Regions from separate parts of the Homo sapiens genome. Here region 1 is linked to region 2. The links are chromatin loops, found by intact Hi-C in ENCODE. Cell type or tissue: psoas muscle. All regions are shown on one strand. Links, peaks and the distances in the headings refer to the core of each region. The heading gives the core; the rest is flanking DNA.

Region 1 (2,803 bases), core at 97-2,596, 170 kb before region 2:
TGTAGTTGGGTTGTGTGTTTTTGCACATATCTGTTAGACCCAGTAGATTTATGTCATTTTTCAAGTCCTCTATTTCCTTATTGAATAAAAATTTAGTTCTGTTATTTTATACTTTTTTAAATTAGAGAGAATGGCTTATTGAAGTCTCAAACTCTTACTGTAGAACTGGAACTGTCTATTTCTTTCTTCAAATCTGTCCATTTTTGTTTCATATACATTGGTGATCTGATGATAAACATGTATATATTTATAATTGATATATCTTATTGATGGATGGACATTAATCACTACATAATGTCCTGTGGGCCCAGCCCCCGCCGATCAGTCTGCTCCAGCTTCTGTATGACAGTGGCTTCCTCATCAGGCTCCTTTCCTGGCCTATGGCTGGCCCCTCCCCAGTAGGGCCATCATGTCCCCAGGTAACATCCACGTGGCCCCCTGGGCAGCACATATCATTCCTCAGTTGCTCTCACTAGAAGCCAATACTTCAGGCCCCACTTCCTAAGGTCTGGAAAATTATGGCAGCCTAATAAAACAAGCTGATAAATTTAAGACTGGTATTATTTCTCTCCCAGTTGTTTGAGAATATTCAGCAGGGAAAGTATTTGGGTCTGTAGTTGGCTCTGTAGGAAAGCTTTTGATGTTAGATTCAAGTTATTTAATCAATATGGGATATTTGTATTTTTGTTCCTTTTGTGTGGATTCGGTGTCTTGACAAATATAGACAGTTGTGTCTCCACCAACGCAATCAATACATAGACTCCTCTCATCATCCCATACATTTCCCTCATGGCCATTTGTAGTCATTCCACATCCCCATCCTAGTCCCTGGCAGCCACTGACATTTTTTTTGGTCCCTTTACAATTACCTTTTCCAAAATGTTATATGCATGGAACCCCATGGTGCTTAGTATTTTGCCATATAACATAAGACTTAAATAGACCCTTCCCTAAAGAGCAGGTACAGATGGCAAATAAATACATGAAAACATGCTCCACATCATGAGTCATCAGGGCAATACAAACTTAAACCCCAAAGGACTCTCTCTGTATAGCTGTGTTGACTAAAGTAACAACACATCTGCTGTGCAGGACTGGCAAGAATGTGGGGCTTTGCTGATACGTTTGAGCTTAAACCTCCCATCTCATTTTGGTTTTTGCTTACGCAAGGAATCTACTCCCTTTTATCTCCTTGCTTTACTGCTTTTGGATCTAGTGTTTTGAGATTTTTTATGCCCCCATCTTCCCCTCACTGTATTAGTTCCTTGGGCTGCCACATCAAATGTCACCAAAAAAGTGACTTATAAGAGTGGAAATTTATTATCTCGCAGTTCTTAGGGCCAGGCACCTGAAATGAAGATATCCACAGGGCCATGCTTTCTCTTAGCTCCAAGGGAGACTCTGTCCTTGCTGCTTCTAGTTTCTGGTGCTCCCAGCAAACCTTGGCGTCCCTTGGCTTATAGCTGCCTCATGACAATCTTTGCCTTGGCTGTCATACGCCGTCTTCCCTTTGTGTGTGTGTTTGAACTTCCTTCTCCTTTCTCTGATAAAGACATTAGTCATTGGATTTAAGGTTCACTATAACCCGGTATGACCTCATTTTAACTAATTTCATCTACAAAGACCCTATTTCTATGTAAGGTCACATTGTGAGTGACATGGTTTGGTTGTATGGCCCTGCCAAATCTCATGTTGAAATGTGATCTCCACTGTTGGAGGTGGGGCCTTGGGGGAGCTATTTGACTCATGGGAGCGGATCTCTCATGACTTAGTAGTGCTGTCCTTGTGATAGTGAGGGAGTTCTGGCAAGATCTGGTTAAGCGTGTAGCACCTCCCATCCCCCACTCTCTTTCTCTTGCTACTCTTTTGCCATGTGACATGCCCACTCCCCCTTCACCTTCCACCATGAGCAAAGCCCCCTGAGGCCTCCCCAGAAGCTGAGCAGATGCCAGCGCCATGTTTCCTGTACAACCTGCAGAACCATGAGCCAACTAAACTTTCGTCTTATAAATTACCCAGTCTCAAATATTTCTTTATAGCAATGCGAGACCAGCTTAACACAGTGAGGTTCTGGGTGGATATGACTTTTGGGGAGGCAAGATTCAACCCACTACACTCATCTACTTCCTCCTGAGTTGTATATTCTTTCATTACTCTAGTGGAGATTACAACATGAATCTATGACTTTTTAAAGTCTAATGTAAATTAGATCTTATATTATTTCCCAGATAGTATAGTGTACTAAGACTGCTTTAACTTCATGTAGCCCCCTCCTGAATTTTGTGATCTTCTTGCCATGTATTTCATTTCTATAAATATTTTACAACTTCTAAGACATCTTATACAGTAAATATTCATTTAGATTTCCCCATGTTGTCCTCCTTTTGTTACACTTCATTTCCTTTTCGACTTCTTGCTTCCATCTGTGATCATTTTCATTCTGCCTAATTATCTTTTTATTTTCTGTAGTGCAGATCCTACTGGTGACACAACCTCTCAGCATCCAGAGAACATCATTTTCCTGTCCTCATTTTTGAGGATCTTCTTCCCAGGTGTAGAATTCTAGCTTGGTGCTTCTTTTCTTTCAGACAGTAAATATATCATTCCATCATCCTCTGGCTGCCATCATTTCTACTGAGAAGTCATCTGTAAATGCTATTGTTGCTTCTTTAAAGGTAATATTTCTTTTTTTTTCCCTTGGCTGTTTTTAAATTTTTCTCTGTCTTTGGATTTCAGCCCCAATATGCACAGGCATGGTTTCCTTTGTATTCACCTTGCTAAACATTCTTAAATGCTTTTTGCA
Region 2 (2,803 bases), core at 301-2,800:
CACTGTGCACCTAGAAAAGCCAAAGACACTCAATGCCCACCATGAAAGTAGCTGAAGGGGGTGGGTGTGGGAGGGCTGTACCCTACAAAGCCACAGGGGCAGAGCTGCCCAAGACCATGAAAGCCACTCCCTGTATCAGTGTGCCCTGGATGTGAGACACGGGGTCACAAAGGAGACCATTTTGAGCTTTAAGATTTAATGACTGCCCAGCCGGATTTCGGACTTGCATGGGGGCCTGTAGCCCTTTGTTTTGGCCAATTTCTTCCATTGGTAATGGGAGTATTTATCCAATGCCTGTATTTCCATTGTATCTTGAAAGTAACTAACTTGCTTTTGATTTTACAGGCTGCTAGGCAGAGGGGACTTACCTTGTCAGAGATGAGACTTTGGACTTGGACTTTTGAGTTAATGACGAAATGAGTTAAGACTTTGGGGGCCTTGCTGGGAAGGCATGATTTGTTTTGAAATGGAATGGTTTTGAAAGGAACATGAGATTTGGGAGGGGTAGGGGGAGAAATGACATGGTTTGGCTTTGTGTCCCTACCCGAATCTCACCTTGACTTGTAATCCCCAAAGTGTTGAGCGAGGAACCTGGTAGGAGGTGACTGGATCATGGGGGCAGTTTCCCTCATGCTGTTCTCGTGATAGCGAGTTCTCAGGAGACATGATGGTTCTATAAGTGTGTGGCAAGTTCTTCCTTGGCTTGCTCTTCTCTCTCCTACCGCCTTGAGAAGAGGTCTGTTTCCCTTTCTGCCATGACTATAAGTTTCCTGAGGCCTCGTCAGTTATGCAGAACTGTGAGTCAACTAAACCTCTTTCCTTTATAATTACCCAGTCTCAGGTAGTATCTTTATGGCAGTATAAGAACGGACTAATGTACCGATTAACCGTTTAATGAACCCACAACCTTGGGTAGAACAAGGCCTACCCAAGGAAAAATTATTTCACTCAAAATACCACTAACACCTGCTGAGAAGCCCTGATCCAGGAAACAGAGGTCCTGAAGAGACCTAAGTGCTGTCACAAGGGTGTGCTGACACCCAGCAGTGAGAGAAGGCAGAGTGGCAAGGAGGGGCCAGCAAGGCAGGCCAAAGGCAAGTGCTGGCCCCAAGGGCCAAGTGCATTAAACATTTCAGGGGTGGGTGGGAACTGAATGTGAATGAGGTCAAGTACCAAGCCGACTAAGACCTTGGATTTCACAAGCCACACCCTGATGTTCTCCCTTTGTGTCTCTTCATGTGGAGTAGATCAGGAGAAATAACCACAGAACCTAATTTGCTAGGCTTCCTACACCCAGTCATCTAAAATCTAGTCCCATTCTTGTGTCTCAAGCCAAACCGCCTAATTATAAGAAAAAAATAACAGATTACGGCAGATAGACTGTAAACTGCTAAGCAGGTGGGGTGCGGGAGAAACACAATGTCAGTGGGCAACTAAGTAGAGGCCTGGCAGCAGAACACACAAAAGCTTTACAAATCACCTTCGTGGGACCATGAAGAAGAGCTCGTACCAAAGAGAGCTGGCTTTATTCTTCATCTGGAGTTCCCCTTTGGCACTCCCCTGCGTGACACCCTCCCTTAGGGAGGGGAAAGGGTGGTCTAAAAACTGCAGCTCCAGACCTGCTCCTGGCAATGCAGGCTCAGCACAGAGACCTGCCCGGGTGTGCGCTGGCCTTCCCGCCAGCTTTGTTATTCAACAGTGGCCTCTACTGGTCAATAAAGAAGTGCAGCAAATGAGTTCAGAGGCTGGAGGGAATGGTTCAGGGCACTTATTTTTTCCATTTTGTTTTTTGCTTCCAAAGCATATACACGCGTACACAAAATAATATACAGTTTCATGTTTACTGATAAGAAACAAGTTCAAAAAAAGAGACGAATCTTGGTATCAGGGAAATTTTCAGAGGCCATTCCTTGCCACTTAAAATAGTGGCTTAACAAATAGCTACCACACAAAGTGAAATATAACCTTTGACCCAGCAATTCCATTTCTAGGAATCCATCCCACAGATAACATTGGTGAAGATAAAAAATGTATACACAGGCTATTCATTTCAGGACTATTTGTAAAAACAAAAAGAAATTAAAAAGAACTTGAGTGTCTATCAACAGAGGACCAGTCAAATTATGATACATATACCAGTGGGGTACTTTGCAGCTATAAATACCTCTACATGCTAGTACAGAACAAACTTCAGGACATATTACATGAAAAAAAAGAAGGTGGAGAAAAGTGTGTGACTAGGGCCTTTAAGAGGTAATTAAAATTAATGTGGTCATTAGGGTGGACCTTAATCCAATCTGACTAATATCCTTTTAAGAAGAGATGAGGACACAGGCATAGAGGACAGAGCCTCAGAAGAAACCAGCCCTGCCCTATCCTTGATCTTGGACTTCCAGCCTCCAGGACTATGAGGAAATACATTTCTGTTGTTTAAGCCGTGCCCAGCCTGTGTGGTAGAGCAGCCCTAGCAAACACAGTGCTGAAACAACTGCACTGCCATTTACAAATAATTTACAAATAAACCTTGGCCTTTATCTCATACCATATGGAAAACTTTGATATGGATCCCAAACCTAAATACAAGAGCTGAAACTATAAAACATCTAGAAGAAATCATAGGAGAAAATCCTACTGCCACCTGATGTTTGGCAGTTATTTCTTAAATATAACACAATAGCAAGAAATATTTTAAAAGTCAATAATTGAATTTCATCGAAATAATAAAAACCCTTCTTTTTTTGTTTTTTTTTTTTTTTGAGACGGAGTCTCGCTCTGTCACCCAGGCTGGAGTGCAGTGGCGTGA

Evidence for each region. Peaks named below come from ENCODE experiments on the same cell type or tissue, not always from the same donor. Only the 100,000 strongest peaks of a DNase experiment are listed, where the experiment ranks them.
Region 1: it touches region 2 in a loop (4-fold over the local background); 7 of 110 quality-filtered maps call a loop at or near these places.

What each region holds. Positions count from the first base shown.
Region 1 is chr21:44,621,131-44,623,933 of GRCh38, forward strand. All of the region lies in intron 1 of TSPEAR (thrombospondin type laminin G domain and EAR repeats), which reads right to left. Among named protein-coding and RNA genes, the nearest start is that of KRTAP10-9, 4.6 kb to the right of the region's middle. In psoas muscle, for the core only: no CTCF peak of the experiment used is centred there; no DNase peak of the experiment used is centred there.
Region 2 is chr21:44,791,797-44,794,599 of GRCh38, forward strand. All of the region lies in intron 1 of UBE2G2 (ubiquitin conjugating enzyme E2 G2), which reads right to left. Among named protein-coding and RNA genes, the nearest start is that of UBE2G2, 8.6 kb to the right of the region's middle. RefSeq lists an enhancer at 1,412-1,501. In psoas muscle, for the core only: a CTCF peak has its summit at 1,712 (motif pointing left); a DNase peak (open chromatin) is centred at 1,645; H3K27ac peaks cover 793 bases.